Regions from separate parts of the Mus musculus genome. Here region 2 is linked to region 1. Evidence: chromatin loops called from intact Hi-C (ENCODE). Cell type or tissue: gastrocnemius. All regions are shown on one strand. Links, peaks and the distances in the headings refer to the core of each region. The heading gives the core; the rest is flanking DNA.

Region 1 (8,330 bases), core at 161-8,160:
ATAGTCAGAAATCGCCAGAGAATCAGCACATTCAGATCAGGCCTGTGTGTCTTTTCCAGGGTGGTCCAGGGCCTAGTTCTGTGCATGGCAGTCTTGCTAATTTCTTTCTTTTTTTGGGGGTTGGGGGGAGTTGGCTTTGTTTTTTGCTTTTTTGTTTTGTTTTGTTTTGTTTTGTTTTGTTTTGAGACAGGGTTTCTCTGTGTAGCCCTGGCTGTCCTGGAACTCACTTTGTAAACCAGGCTGGCCTCGAACTCAGAAATCTGCCTGCCTCTGCCTCCCGAGTGCTGGGATGCTAATTTCTTTTTAAATTTAATTTTATTTTCCTTCATCTTAGAACTCCAGAACAACTCCCTTCCTAACCTGGAACCCAGCAGCTCTCAGTTCCATGCCTGGAGTCTAGGGCAAGAGGACCTGTTCCTTGAGGGCCCCACGATCTTCCAGAGTGACCTGTAAGAACTTGTGAGAAAAATGAGGTGCAGCTTCTATCCCAGGCAGCCTCCTCATCCTCTCCGTTCATGCCCTCTTTACCGAGGCATCGCACTGTGCAGCCAGTCCTTCTCCCTGGCTAATTCAAAATAAAGTAGCTTCATTCTCCCTGATGTGTTCTCTGTAAATCTTGCCCCACATGGGATAGGCTGGGCCATACCTTTCCTTCTTGTTACTTACCTGGTTCCTGTGACCCCTGCCTTTGAAATCTGACAATCATAGGTGCACCTTTGACTGAGCTCCAGTGAACTTGGGAAGAAATGATCTCTTGTTTGGTGAGTAGAATAGGTTAGGATGTTGGGAGTATTGAGGTGATCACAAAGGAGAGTGTGATGTTCCGGTGGGCACTAGATCCAGTCAGTCACACTGCTGGGAGGCTTACCCCAGCTTCTCCCTACCTCCTCACCCTCAGTAGCCCAGTCTGTATGTCTACAGTTCTGTTTCTCTGAAATCGAGTTGTCTTCAAAACAAACAAACAAAAGCCAACAAAACCAAAATCTCTATTTCTTATTTTGAGAAAGGATCTGTTTAAGTAGCCCTGGCTGTTCTGGGAACAGGCTCTCCTTGAACTCTCAGGGTTCTCCTGCCTCTGCCTCCCTAGTCCTGGCATCAAAGGTGGGCACTGCTACACCTAGCCAAGAAGTATTTTTTGCTATAACCTTCTTGAGGAAATAAAGAGTTCCATGATTCAAATTATACTATTTTTATTTTTAAACATTCTTTTATTACTTTATGTGTATGGGAATTCTGCCTGCACGTATGTCTATGCACCATCTGCGTGTAAGGTCCTGAGGGGTCAGAAGAAGGCATCAGATCCTCTTGAATTGGACTTATACACGATGGTGAGTTGCCATATAGATGCTGGCCATCAAAGAGTAGTAAGTGCTCCTAACCATTGGGCCATCTCTTTAGCTCCTTTTTAATTTTTTGAGGCAGGGTTTTCTTTTTTTAAGGAGATTTATTTTATTTATATGAATACACTGTAGCTGTCTTCTGACACACCAGAAGAGGGCATCGTATTCCATTACAGATGGTTATGAGCCACCATGTGGTTGCTGGGAATTGAACTCAGGACCTCTGGAGGAACTGTTAGTGCTCTTAACCACTGAGCCATCTCTCCAGCTCCTTGAGGCAGGATTTTATGTCACACAGATTGGCTTTGAGTGAAGTTGACTGTCTTAGTTACTTTCCTAATACTGTGATAAAATGCCACAACCAAGGCATCTCCTAGAGGGAGAGTTGTCTTGGGGCTTGTAATTTCACAGGGCCCAGCACCATCATGGTGAGATACATGTCAGCAGCTGGTGGGCTGGCACGACACGAGCAGAAGCCGAGATCACAACCATCTGAGACTACATCCCATCCACGAGCGGGAAGCACAGAGGGTGCACAGGGACTGGCAGATCTTTTGAAACTTTAATGACCCAGTGGCACACCTCCAATAAGACCATACCTCTAATCCTTCTGAAAGAGTACCAACAATTGAAGAACAAGTGTTGAAAATATGAGCCTATGGGGGGCACTTCTCATTTAAACCACCACAATGACCTTGAACTTTCTGATCCTCTTGCTAAAACCTAAATTCTAAAATTGGAGGTATATGCTGCCATACCTACTAGTCTGCTAGCTGGCTTGCTTGCTGCCACCCACCTGTCTTTTCCTTGCAATGGCAGGGATTATTGTACCCAGAGCCTCATTAAATGCTAAACAAGGGGGCTGGAGAGATGCCTCAGTGGTTAAAAGCATAGACTGCTCTTCCAGAGGTCCTAAGTTCAATTCCCAGCAACCACATGGTGGCTCACAACCATCTGTAATGAGATCTGACGCCCTCTGACACCCTCTTCTGGTGTGCATGAAGATAGAGACCGTGTATTCATATACATTAAAATAAATTTTAAAAAACATCTTTAAAAAATGCTAAACAAGTGGTAATGCTATACCTCTGGTCCATTTTTATTCAATTTCATTTAAAAAATGCCTTATACATATTTCATGTAGTTATCTGAAATAATTATAAATAAATAAAGGTTGTGGTATATACCTGTAATCCTACCACTAGGGAAGTGGAGACAAAAGGATCTGGAGGGTTTTTTTTTTATTATTTATTTTTATGTATATGAGTACATTGTCACTGTCTTCAGACTCACCAGAAGAGGGCACTGGATCACATTACAGATGGTTGTGAGCCACCATGTGGTTACTGGAATTGAACTCAGGACCTCTGGAAGAGCAGTCAGTGCTCTTAACCACTGAGCCACCTCCCCAGCCCAAGGATCTGGAGTTTGAGGCCAGCTTGGGCTGCATAAGACATCCCTGTGTCAAAACCAACAATAATGACAACAAAACAAATATGTCTTATGGTTAGCGGTTTAGTCCTTAGCTTACTTTTCTATTGCTGTGACAAAACACTAAAAGCAACTGGAGGAGGAAACGGTGAATTTTACCCATCGTTCAATCCTGAAGAGAAGTCAGGACAGGGACCTGGAGGCAGGAACTGACATGGAGGAAGGTAGCTTACTGGCTTTAAAAAAAAAAAAAGATTTATTTATTTTTTATTTATATGAGTACACTGCAGCTGTCTTCAGACACACACTAGAAGAGTGCATTGGATCCCATGTGGTTGCTGGGAATTGAACTCAAGATCTCTGGCATTGAAGGTCAGCTTTGCTTTCTGCTTTTCTGGACTTTATGTTCTAGGGGGTTCAAGATTTCCTAAGAATCAGCAGCATTTCAGAGACCTCATGAAGCCTCTGCCAGTGGTAACTGTAGACAAGAGATAATGCCATCCATCCACCAGTTAGGTCTTCGGATGCATTTGCTTAGAACTAAGATGTGCAGTCAGCTTATGGGAAGGTTCCAACTCTTAGTTCAGGCTGGCAAGAGGAGACAGTTATCTTAAAAAAAAAAAAATAGAAGGATGAGGTAGTAAAATGGGAGCTACTTTTAGTAATGGTATATTTAAATTTCTGGCCCAACTAATAGCCAACATTATGGGGAGAGGGCCTTGGACATTGAATAGTTATAGGGATATCTTCCACATTTTTTTGTTGGGGTGTGTGTGTGTACATGTGCGTGTGCACATGTGTGCGAGTGTGTGCACAGTTGCGTACATGTGTGTGTGCATGTGTGCATTTGCACCTGATTATTTTGAGCATGAGTATGTGGTGACCAGAGGCAGGGTCTCTCAGTGGGTATGATAGTGCACACCTTTAAGCCCAGCTCTTGGGAAGAGGCAGATGGATCTCTGAGTTCAAGACCATCTCTGAACTGTATAATAAGACCTTGTGCCGGGCAGTGGTGGCACATGCCTTTAATCCCAGCACTAGGGAGGCAGAGGCAGGCGAATTTCTGAGTTCGAGGCCTGCCTGGTCTACAGAGTGAGTTCCAGGACAGCCAGGGCTACACAGAGAAACCCTGTCTTGAAAAAGGACAAAAAAAAAAGACCTTGAGAGAGAGGGAAGGAGAGGAGAGGTTCTTTTTGCTTTTGTTTTATTTATTGTTATTTCATGTGAGTAAGTGCTTTGCTTTGCCTGCATGTGTGTCTGTACCACTGTGCTTGTCTGGTGCCTGCAGAGGCCAGGTGAGAGCACTGGATCCTCTGGAACTGGAGTTAACTAGAATCAGCATATATGTGCTGGGAATCGAACCAGGATCCTCTGCAAAAGCAGTCAGTGCTCTTACCTGCTGAGCCATCTCTTCAGCCCTGTTTTCATTTAGTATGTAGTATGTAGTATGCATTTACTTGGACTGACTCAGAACTCTGTAGCTCAGGTTGGCTTCAAACTTGTTTCCATCCTGCCTGAGTCTCCTGATTGCCAGGATTACAAGTGATACAGTGATATCATACTTAGCTTCAGACCCAGTTTTATTTTATTGATTTATTTTGGTGTGTATATGACAGAATCCTGTGTTGTCCAGGCTTGCTTTAGACTCTTTATATAGCCAAAGGTGGCCTTGTTCCTCCTGTCGCCACACCCCAGGTATTATAGGTATGTAGACCATACCTGGCTTGTTTGTGTACATTCATGCTACCGAGTACATGTTGGGATTAGGAGGCAGCTCTGGTGTTGGTCTTTGCCTCCCACCTTCCAGGAGTGCTGGGATGACAGACTCTTCCTCAGGTTTGCACGGTAACTACTTGAACCCTTGGTGTTGTTGTTTTTCCTCCTTCCTCTATTTAATAGTTTTTATTTTGAGGCCAGGTATCAAGTGTCCCAGGCTGGTCTAGACTCCATATCTAGCTGAGGATGACCTTGAACTCCTGAAATCCTGCCTCCACTTTCTGAATGGTGATTTGATAGGAGTGTGACACCACATCTGGGCGCCGTGCATACTAACACTGCCAAATGGACTGCATCTCCAGCCCCAAATTTAAAAAATTTTTGTTATTTAGATCCACATTTAACACAAGCCTTTTCGCCAAGCCTCTCTCTGTCTTTCACTGGGCAGATAATTTATCTGGCATGGTGGCATTAGCTCCGATTGCTACCAGTAGTATTTATCAACTGTTTGTATCAAGCTCTATGGGAGACACACTTGCAAGGGTGCCAAATCTTTCAACAGAAATGTTAAAGGACAACGGTGGAACAGTGGGTCTGAACTGCCACCAGGTGGCAGCACATAATTTATGTCAGAAAGATCCTGAACAGGCCAAGAGAACTGTGCCTGAGTACCTCCCTTCAGAGATTCTGTGAGCTAATTACTCTTCCTCAAACAATTCCCTGTTTAGGTTATGCTTCTGTTCAAGGATAAATCACACAGCATTTAAAATAAAAAGATAATTTTATTATTTAAACTCCACTCATGTTCAGCCTCTTGCAATTTTATTTCCTACTATACATTTTCATAAACTCAGCTGTCAGTAGCACTACATTCCATTGGTGTTATTATTTTCAGTGCTGGGAATTGAACCCTGGACCACATGGTACATTACCATTGCTTTCTGCCCCTAGTATTTATTTATTTATTTATTTTTTTTTGTTATTCGAGACAGGGTTTCTCTGTGCAGCCCTGGCTGTCTTGGAACTCACTCGGTAGACCAGGCTGGCCTCGAACTCAGAAATCCGCCTGCCTCTGCCTCCTGAGTGCTGGGATTAAAGGCGTGCGCCACCATGCTCGGCTCCTAGACATATTTTAATTATGTCTCACATGCTAAAGATTTCTGAAGGGAGGCCCCTAAACCGTTGGGAGTAAGACCTATATCCCACTGCTCTTATTCTTCTTTAGCAGTCTGTTCAGCTATAAAATTATGAACCCTTGAGATCCATGGCTATGGAAAGTGTGAGGAAATCTGTACCTGATGAACAGTTGGGTAGAATTGTTATTCCCTTCGAAGATCTTTCATATCTCTCCTTTCCATCTAGCTGGTGATACCAATCCTCTAAGCCTTCCCTGAATTCAATCTCTCCCTTTGGCATTTCGTTTAAGTTATACTTACTGCTCTTTCTCAAGTTGTTAGGAATTATGTGCTAATTTTAGCTTGTCAATATACTGCGTTCCTGCAGGACACTGCATTCGATCCAGCAGAACACCTTATTCAAAAGCCGCGCCAGTTTAGTGCTTGTTTAATTGGCTTAATTAATTTACCATTCGCTTCTGTTTGGGGGGGTTTGATTGGTCTCTCTTGTGTCCCGCCCTCTGAGACTCTTTAGACTAGGTTTTCCCCAAGGTGAATTCTCTCCGGTTCCGCTTTTTCAACACACTGTCCCCTCTGTTTTTAACTCCACTCTCTTCCTATTGGTTCCCTTCATCTTCTAAGAGTTGGCGCCGAGCGTTGCTGATTGGCTTTTCTGTACGCCCATTGTGCCCACCCTCGTACCACGTGGCATTCCTAACGTTAATTGGGCAACTCTATTAGCTCGTTTGTCAAAGGTTGACGATTGATTGGCTGCTCTGAGGGAGGCCTGAGGAGGGGGCGGAGCTCACGGGGCCCCGCCCCCAGCCCCCTGCCCCCCAGGCGTTTCAGACACTCACCGGCGGGGAGCCGAGAGTTTCCAGCTGCCTTCTCAGTCCCAGCGGTGATCCGCCTCCGGGCCCCGCCGAGTAGGCGGGGGAAAGCAGCTCAGACCGCAAGGCCATGGCAGTAGCCTCCAGCTCCTGCGCCGCCGCTGGCCCTGAGCAATCTCCGGCTTCTGCCCAAGGGACCCTCACCTCCTCCGCAGGCTAAACAGCCGCGGCCGGGAGCTGCTATGCTCGCTCTGGGCCGCTGCCTCCCTTACCCTCTGGCCGGCGCAGACGCCCCCTCCGCGGCTCAGTTGTGCCTCAGGTAACGTCGGGAGAGTGCCTGGGGACCAAGGCTCGGCATCCCTGCCCTGCGCGCAGCTTGGCTCATGGGTCGCTGAGCACTGGACAATCCGGTGCTGTACTTGAGATTCTCAAAGAAGCGGGGACTGTCTCTTGCCCCTCTCCCCCTTTCCTTCTCAGTTCCCTCCGGGTCCCGGGACAGTCCCCACCTCGTCTCAGGGGTCAAGAACCCATTGGACGTTATACTCAAAAGGGTTGTTTGTGTCTGACCTTCCTCACTTGTGAAGTTGTGGAATCCTTCACGTCCCGTTCCCCTACTGAGTGTGCCTCACTAGTCTCCGAGCCCCCTTCTCCCTCTGAGATCTGGATTCCCTCCGAAACGTGCTCATCTCTCCTAACCACCCTGACTCCTATCCTAAGAGACTTCTCTCCTTTTTATTCACGTTCTTACCCTTCATTTTGAAGAAGACTCTTATCTAAACTACGATTCTGATTTAGTTGGAAATAAAAGCCAGATTAGTCCAATTGAAAAACCTTTTAATTTAAACCTCTGAGAAAAACTTGTTAAAGAATTTGGACTTTATTTGTAGGCATACGGAGCCATTGAAGGTTGTAAGCAGGAGTTTGATATGGATTATCTCTGGAAAATGTGAAAGAAAGATTGAAAGTAAGACCGGAGGGCAGAAGGCCCAGGTAGTCAGGAGGCTGCTGTGTTTTGTGCGTGAGAAGAGGATGAATGGACTGGAATAGTTGTGGAAAATGAAGAGAATGGCATGAAATTCCAAGAATTTTAGAATAGAATTTAGAGGGTTTTTTGCTTTCTGCTTTTCTACATAAGGGCTTTCTCATTGGTTTATGGTATTGGGTTGGTGGTGCTAACAATGTAAAGAAGTAGATCTGAAGAATGATAAGTTGGGTTGTGGACAAGTTCAACCCGAGTTTTTCAAATAGAGGTGGAAAGTTGCTCATAGAACTGATTAAGTTAGGCTCTAAAGACATAAATTGGAATTAAATAGGAATACTTGAAACCTTAGCACCCCCTCGTAGTACTCCAGAAAGCGGAGAATTGGGCTGTGGACAGAGGCAGCATTGCTGAGGATAACAGACACTGAAGAGAGCTAGAACACTGTGGCAGTATCACAGAAGCCAAAGACAGTCTCCAGAAGGGAGGGGGATACCAGGCGCTTCCCAGGTCAAGCAGCAGGAGAGTGTGAAGCCACGAGTCTGGCAATTAGGAAGTGACTTGTTTTCTTTCAAAGGCAGTTTTGATAATCTGGTGGTTGTAATGCAGTGGTCAGCCCACGGATTTAGGAGTAAGTGGAAGGCAGGCGGCAGTGAGCAGCACATCTGCCTTCTTTCTCTCTTTTTCTGCTTGTTTGAGGGTAGGCCAGCCGGGAATTATGCGTGTTATCACACTAGACTGGTCTTATTTTTATTGTGATCAGTTATCTGTAGATAAATCAGCTTTCTCTGGAGGTTGACGGAACTGCGGTGAGTTTCTGACATGAGCGTTATAGCCATGGGAATCATCAGTGGGAAATAGCAAGGGTTTGTTGTTTTTAGGTTTATTTTTATTTTATGTGATGAGTGCTTCTTCTGTT
Region 2 (8,330 bases), core at 149-8,148, 420 kb after region 1:
TGCAATGGGTTTGTGGAACAGAGCCTGGTATTCAAGGTTTTATGTTTGCGTTTTGTTTTTCCAAGACAGGGTGTCTCTGTGTGGCCCTGGCTGTCCCAGAACCCACTATGTAGACCAGGCTGGCTTTGAAATCAAAGATCCACCTGCCCCTGCCTCCCAGTATTCACTGTTTTTCACCATGTTCCAGGCTACATCTTCTGCTACCCAATTCTACCTTATTATTCTTCTGAGGGAAAGGAGAGCTGAGGCAGAGTAGCTGTCATGTGATCCAGGCTGGCTTTGAACTCGAGGTCCTTCTGTCTTCACCTTTGACATGATGGGACTCCAGACCTGTACCTCTGCCCCAGACCCTGAGTTCCCCATCATATTCTCAAAAATACCTATTGCACCGAGTCAGCAGGCAAAAGGCCAGACAGTGAGGAATGAGAACTGGACACTCTTAGGTGCTAGAGACCTGCAACTGGGCAGTTAGCTTTGAAGTCCATTACAGATAAACTCAAGTAGGTGGCAGGAATCTATGATCTATGTGGAATCTTTTTCTGTGTGGGTTTTTTTTTTGGGGGGGGGGTGTTGTGGAGGGTTGTTTTGGTTTTTGTTTTGTTTTGTGACAGAGTTTCCAGGAAGCCAGGAATTCGACCTGTAAACCAGACTGGCCTTGACTTCCTACCTGTCTCTGCCCCTCCACCACTGCCCGGCTTCGATGTGAAATCTTTTTTTTTTTTTTTTTTTTTCCTTGAAATAGGTTTCTCTGTGTAGACTTGGCTGTCCTGGAATCATTCTGTAAACCAGGCTGGCCTCCAACTCAGAGATCTGCTGCCTGTCTCTGCCTCCAGAGTGCTGGGATTAAAGGAGTATGCCACCACCTGCCTAGTTTCCCCAGTGGAATCTTAATCCCTAAACTTTCTCCAGGGGTCACAGATCTCCTGCTGGCTGTGTAGCCTTCGTTTTCACTTGGAGCCATACATTCAGACCTCAGATTTACTGAAAACATCTGCAAAGTGGCAGGCGCTGCTACCAATAAGAATGGCCAAGGCTGCAGCCCTTACTTAGTTTCTGCAGTTTCTCTATTGTGGAAACAGACTTAAGTACATAAATAAAGTAATTACAGGCTGTGAAAAGTGCTAAGACGGAAGTAAACAAGGAGCACCCAGAAAAACCAACAAACACACACATACAGCTGTGAATCAGCTCCCTCCTTCCCCAGTGTCTGGTCTGGATCATAACCTATCTTGTTGGGATTATTGCATACGGCCGTCCCTGCCTTTGGTCTCATCTGCATTTCATCTTGCATGTACATACTGTGAAGACATGGACACACACACACACACACACACACACACACACACGTCCCAAAAAGCCTAAGACCAGGAGAAATATTAGTAGTTTAAATGATAGGGGTGGGCAGGAAAGTCCTAGGTGCTATGCTTAGCAATTTCCCTGGCGGAGAAGGTAGTGGTAGGGCCAGAAAGGACAAACTCTTCAGGTCACATGGCCTGAAGCACAGGTAGAGCTTCAAAAGACAGAGTCAAAAATCTGAGCTGGAGTTGAGGCAAGAGGTTCAGGAGTCCAAGGTTGTCCTAGTTAAAGTCAACTGTCACCCTGACGTAATGAAGAGTCATCTGACAGAGTCTCGCTGGGCAACTACACAGTTCAGGTTGACCTTTGGCCTGGGAGGAATTGTCTTGATTGATGATTGGCATGGGAGGGCCCTGCCCACCGCGTGTGGCACCACCCCTGGGTAGGTAGAGCTGAACTATAGACGGAAGCTAGCCGAGTGATCTGGAGAGATGACTCAGCGGTTAGGAGAACACAGTGTTCTTTCTGTCAGAGGACCTGAATTCACTGAGTGACCAGAGCTCCTGGGGAACTCTACACCTCCAGCCTTCTCAGCTGGGTACCTGGCATGTGCATACTCACATAAGTACGTGTGTAATTAATTATTTAAGGAAGCTAACAAGGAGCAAGTGAGGGAGCCAGGCATGAGGCAGCACTCCTCCGTGGTTTCTGCCTCAGTTCCTGCTTCAGCGTCTTGCCCTGGCTTCCCTCTGTGACTGACTGTAACCTATAAAATGAAATAAACCTTCCCTCCCCAGGCTGCTTTTGGTCTGGGTGTTTATCACAGCTGCAGAAAAGTGAAAAAGGTCTCCCTGCAGAGTGAACCTGAGACTAACCTGGAGTAAATAACATCCTGTCTATTTGGCCCTGGAGAGTTAGCGCAGTGGTTAAGAGCACTTGTTGCAAAGGACCCAGCATCCTGGGAATCATGGAGGCCCGTCACCTTTCTGGGCACCAGGATACCAGGCCATGTGTGATGCAGACAAAACACTCACACATAAAATAATAAAAATTAGATCTTTGAAAAAGATATATTCACTACTGGTTACTTTTATGCTATGGTCTGGGAATTAAGCCCAGGGCTTTGTCTACGGGAGGCAAGTGTTACTAAACTATCCCCAGCTTGATGTTACAGCTTTATATCTGGAAAATAAATTAAGATGTCTGTGTATTACTTTGCTGGAGATGCCATAACAAAATAACCTTGAATGGTTCAAATGACAAAAAATAAATTAATAAAATTATTTTCACAGTCGGAGGTGCAAGATCAAATCAGGACAGGTTTCTTGGATTTTTCTGTTTTTTGCTTTTTACTTTTTTAAAAAAAAGATCTATTTATTTATTTTATGTATATATGAGTACACTGTAGCTGTCTTCAGACACACCAGAAGAGGGCATCAGATCTCATTACAGGTGGTTGTGAGCCACCATGTGGTTGCTAGGAATTGAACTCAGGACCTCTGGAAGAAGAGTCAGTGCTCTTAACTGCTGAGCCATCTCTCCAGTTCCTGTTTTTTATTTTTATTTTTTTAAGACTTATTTATTATTTATTATATGTAAGTACACTGTAGCTGTCTTGAGACACTCCAGAAGAGGGAGTCAGATCTCATTACGGATGGTTGTGAGCCACCATGTGGTTGCTGGGATTTGAACTCTGGACCTTCGGAAGAGCAGTCGGGTGCTCTTACCTGCTGAGCCATCTCTCCAGCCCCCTGTTTTTTATTTTTAAAACAATTATTATTAATTTCTCTCTGTGTCTCTGTCTCTCTGTGTATGTGTGTGTGGAAGTGCAAGTGCCCAGAGAAGGACAGAATTTAAAATTACATGTGTTGGTGTACAGGTGTTGGTGCGCACACACGAAGGTTAGAGACTAAGAAACAGGAGCTGATTTCTGTTAATCACCGACCCAGATCATCTTGGCCTGATGAATGAAAACAAGCAACTCAAGACTGGCCTGGTCTACAGAATGAGTTCCAGGACAGCCAGGGCTACACAGAGGGACTCTTGTCTTGAAAAACCAAACCACAAGCCCGGGGTGGTGGTGCACGCTTTTAATCCCAGCACTTGGGAGGCACAGACAGGCAGATTTCTGAGTTCGAGGCCAGCCTGGTCTACAAAGTGAGTGCCAGGACAGCCAGGGCTACACAGAGAAACCCTGTCTCGAAAAACAAACAAACAAAAAAACAAAACAAAAAAAAAAGGTTAATGCAGGGAAGATCATCATGTGTAAGCCAAGGAGAGGGACGGAGGCTCCCTCAGTAGCCCAGGCTGGCCTCGAACTCAGAGATCTGCCTACCTCTGCCTCCCGAGTGCTGGGACTAAAGGCCACCATGGCCAGCTTTAGTTACATAATCTTAAACCAAGTCTTAACTATGAATTTGTTTGTTTTGTTGTTGTTTCAAGACAGGGTTTCTCTATGTAACTCTGACTGTCCTGGAACTCACTTTGTAGACCAGGCTGGCCTCGAACTCAGAAATCCGCCTGCATGCGCCACCACGCCCGAACCGGGTAAGATTTCTAAAGTGAACCCTGAGAGCTGGGTAAAAGTCAAGCAGGCGTAGCACGGCTCAGGATCCTGTGCTCCTGGCGGCCTGAAGTGAGGGCTCACGGGTCCATAAAGAACTACAAGTTGGGGTGGGGGTGGAGCGCCATTGGGAGACTCCTTGGTCTAGCAGGCATGAGGTTTGATCCCTAAATGAAACTGAGAACACCTGTCAGCTCCTGGGTGTGGCTAAGGAGGTTTTTATTGTAGATTTCAGGGCGAGAACAGCCAGAGGGCACCTGGAAGAGACCTGAACAAGGAGAGAAAGAAATAGACCGAACAAGACCAGCAGACAGAGCAGGAGCATGAGGGTGGGGGTGGGGGTGGGGGTGGGGGTGGGAGTGGTAGAGGATGAATGAGAGAGGAAGCGAAGAAGACCAAGAGGACAGAGAGCTTGAGGCTGAGTTAGGGGGAGGGGAAGGGAGAGGAGGGGAGGGGAGGGCAGGGGAGGGGAGGAGAGGGGAGGGGAGGGGAGGGGAGGGCAGGGGAGGGGAGGGGAAGCCAAGCCCCTGGGCTGCTGAGGTTTTAGGCAGAGCGTGGGAGGTAGGGGTGAGGAGATCGGGAAGGAGCTGCAGGTGCTGAGTGAGCCTAGAGGTCCAGCAGACAGCTCGATGTGCTAAGGCACCATAGTTGGCCATTTGTCATGAGATTTTTTTTGCGATCTGACAATCCCTAGAACCAAACAATGGGTTTGAACCCTAGCATTGCACAAACCAGGAATAGTGGCACACACCTATAACCACAGCCTTTGGCAGTGGGAGGCAGAAGATCAGGAGTTCAAGGTCAGCCTCTCATACATAGTTTGTAGGGAAGCCTGAACTGTAAAGGACACTGTCTAGGAAAACAACTAGAACCAGGTGGTGATAGCACACACCATTTATCCCAGCACTCAAATGGCAAAGACAGGCAGATCTCTGAGTTTGAGGCCAGCCTACTCTACAGAACATGTTCCAAGACAGGCAGGGCTACACAGTGAGACCCTGTTTTGAAAAAAACAAAAGAAAGCTGGAGAGATGGTTCAGTAGTTAAGAGCACCGCCTGTTCTACCAAAGGTCTTGAATTCAATCCCCAGCAACCACGTGGTGGCTCACAACCATCTGTACTGGGAGCTGATGCCCTCTACTGGCCTTCAAGTGTACATGCAGATAGAGCACTCATGCATAAAATAAATGAATCTTTTAAAAACAAAAAAGAAAAACCAAAAGAAAGAAAAATAAGGAGGAAGAGAAGAAAACACCTGGGGGTTAGCGCAGTTGGCCCTTTGTGACATAAGCCTAGACCAGCATCACCACCTACAATCCTATCACCCAGGAGGTAGAGGTTCAAGATCAGTCTCAGCTAAATAGTAAATTCCAAGCTAGCTGGCTACAGTAGGCCATCTCCAAACAAAAGAACCATAATAATAAAAATAATAATAAAGCCCAAACCAAAACCCTTACTTTTTAACCAAAAGTTAAAAATAGCTGAAACACAGCTGGGCGTGGTGGTGGCACACCCCTTTAATCCCAGCACTCAGGGAGGCAGAGGCAGGCGGATTTCTGAGTTCGAGGCCAGCCTGGTCTACAAAGTGAGTTCCAGGACAGCCAGGGCTATACAGAGAAACCCTGTCTCAAAAAACCAAAACCAAATATATATATCTGAAACACTTCAAGGACTGGACCCTAAAATGATTCTGCAAGCTGGAGGGTGGGGTTAGAAGTATTCTTTCCCTTCCTAACTTTGCAAGGTTCCCAAGTTGCCTAAAAGTAGGTAGGCAGCCAACAGGTAGACTGCTTGTGGACAACCTTGGAAGGCTAGATTACGCTTTGGGGTTTGATAAAAGAGTTATTTGGAGTCAGCCAATGCCACCGGAGTCTGGAAGTGGGTCTGGGGTAATGGTGGGCAGGATAGCCTTAATGGGCTTCTGGGGAGGTGAAGCTGACAGCTGACGCTGTGGCCCCACTCCCGGCTCTCCGGTTCTCCTTTCCAACACTGAAGAGATGTTCTCACCAAGCGTCTGATGCCAAGCTCTTGCTAGGCTTCAGATCGAAGGCTGAGCTCAGGCCATCTGACCTACATTTGCCACTCAAGACAGGACCCTCACCCGAATCCCTCCAGGGATGTCCTGTCCCCTTTCTTTGCTTTCCTCCCCTGGCTTGTACCCTCAGCCACAACATGGCACTGCGAGCCCCCTGCACAACTGTCTTTCTCATTCTCTCTCCAGTGCTGGAGATTGAGTCCAAGGCCATCTAGAAAGTAATCTAAGAGCTGGTAAGATGCCCCAGTGGTTAAAAGCACTGGCTGCGTGGGGAGGGTATAAGGGACTTTCGGGATAGCACTTGAAATGTAAATGAAGAAAATACCTAATAAAAAATTGGGGGGGAAAAAAAAAAGCACCGGGTGCTCTTCTAGAGGTCCTGAGTTCATTCCCAGAAATTACAGGTGGCTCATGACTTAATCTATAAAGGGATCTGATGCCCTCTTCTGGCACAAAGATGTATGTGCAGATAGAGCATTAATATATTTATTAAAAAATATATAAATAAATTTTAAAATGAAAAGAATCTACCACAGAGCTATACCCCCAGACAACTGCGCAACTTGGAAGGTGAACAAGCTATTTGAATCTTCTTTTGGGAGCCAGGATACCAGGAGGAGCTTTCTAGATGTCATTATCTTTCTCAACTCTCCGCCATGGTATCAAACCAAGGGGCCCTGTGCATGTAGACAGTATTCTATGGACAGTATTCTGGGGATGCTGTAATAGAAGGGCCTGCCTGTGCCTCCTCTCCCTGACAGCTGCTCCCCATCTGTGGGCCTCCCATGGCCCAGGAGCCGACCTGGGCATTTAGTGTATTGATTGCTTCCAGTAAGCCTGTGATATGGAAGTGATTATAATCCTCAGAAGGAAATAAAAGTTCACAGGATGAAACAGTTTCCCCAAGGTTAACTCAGCTTCCCGTGGGCAGATCCAGCTTGCCTCATCTTTCCAGGGCTGAGAGCCTGAGATTTTTCTGAGCTCTCTGTGTGTCCATCCCTGAATGCTGTGTCTGCTCTGTTGAGCATATGGTCTAGACTCCTGGTTCCCTTGGCAACTCAGAGTCATATATCTCTTGATCAGAAGCTAAGACAGGGCAAGAATAAGAGGTTAGGATTCAGACTCAGGAGCAAACACCTGGCTAATCTGCAAGGAGATCTCATTATCTGTGATGTGCTACAACCCACCTCCTGGATCGAGGGAGGCCAGCATGGCGTACAGAGTTACATTCTACAAGAACAAAACGGTTGCCATGTAAGACTGGTGACCCCTGTCCCACCCTCAAAACCCATATAAAGGGGGAAAGAGATTCCACAAATTTATCCTCTGACCTGCACATGCCCATTGTATACACACACAGCTGTGATGATGATGGTGGGGGTGTTGATGATAACCAAATAAATAACTTTAAGTTTCAAAAGTGTGAAGGGTCCCCTGAGTTAAAACACTTGCCACTAACAACTTGAATTCAGTACCCAGAACTCACATGGTAGAGGGAAAGAACTGACTTACCTATACACAGAATAAGTGAATAAGTTAGTGTAATTTTTAAATTTAAAGCAAGCCGAGGCAGTGGTAACACACTAATCCCAGCCCTCAGGAGGCAGGTGGATCTCTGTGAGTTCGAGGCCAGTCTGGTCTATATACTGAATTCCAGGACGGCCAGGGCTGCAGAAAGAACCAGGTTCAAATAGAAGGAAGGAAGGAAGGAAGGAAGGAAGGAAGGGAGGGAGGGAGGGAGGGAGGGAGGGAGGGAGGGAGGGAGGAAGGGAGGGAGGGAGGAAGGGAGGGAGGGAGAGACAGAGACAGAGAAGAGAGAGAGAGAGAGAGAGAGAGAGAGAGAGAGAGAGAGAGAGGATTTAAAGCAGGAGGCTGGGGGACATCTCAGTCAGCATAGTTACCCAATGCAAGCGCCAGGACTTGGGTTTGATCCTGGAGTCCATGTGAGGAGCCAGGCATGGCAGCACATCCTCATAGGTGGGGAGACTGATGAATCCCTAGAGCTGACTGATCAGCCTGGCTATAATCCACAAACTCCAGGCCCTGTCTCAAAAAAACAAAGAGAATATTGACCTCTATCTTCTAGTACATGAGCTCAAACAGGCAATCAGCCCAAACCCCAGACACACACACACACACACTGAGAGAGAGATGAGAGAGATGGGAGAGAGAGGGAGGGAGGAAAGAAGGGAGAGAGAGAGAGAGAGAGAGAGAGAGAGAGAGAGAGAGAGAGAGAACCAAAGGGCTGAGAATTCAGCTCATTAGGTAGAAGGCTTGCCTAACATGCTGGAGTCCCTGGGTTCAGTTCCCAGTACAGCATAAAACTGGGTGTGGCAATACACACCTGCAATCCCAGCTCTTGAGAATTGAAAGCAAGAAAGAAGGTCGTGAATCCAAGGTCATCCTCACCTACACAGGCAACTTGAGGTCAGCCTG

Evidence for each region. Peaks named below come from ENCODE experiments on the same cell type or tissue, not always from the same donor. Only the 100,000 strongest peaks of a DNase experiment are listed, where the experiment ranks them.
Region 2: a loop joins it to region 1, with 2.5 times the contacts of the local background. A loop is called at or near these places in 3 of 42 quality-filtered maps.

The regions. Positions count from the first base shown.
Region 1 is chr4:116,714,506-116,722,835 of GRCm38, forward strand. Ccdc163 (coiled-coil domain containing 163) reads left to right here. Exons shown (of 10, transcript NM_026714.3): 10 at 335-1,179. The coding sequence ends at 453. Tesk2 (testis-specific kinase 2) reads left to right here and starts at 6,450. Exons shown (of 11, transcript NM_146151.4): 1 at 6,450-6,751. In gastrocnemius, for the core only: a CTCF peak has its summit at 5,095 (motif pointing right); DNase peaks (open chromatin) are centred at 5,085 and 6,370; H3K4me3 peaks cover 2,397 bases; H3K27ac peaks cover 2,311 bases.
Region 2 is chr4:117,134,491-117,142,820 of GRCm38, forward strand. No RefSeq gene overlaps it. Among named protein-coding and RNA genes, the nearest start is that of Plk3, 4.7 kb to the left of the region's middle. In gastrocnemius, for the core only: CTCF peaks have their summits at 5,003 (motif pointing left) and 6,350 (motif pointing left); a DNase peak (open chromatin) is centred at 4,941; H3K27ac peaks cover 945 bases.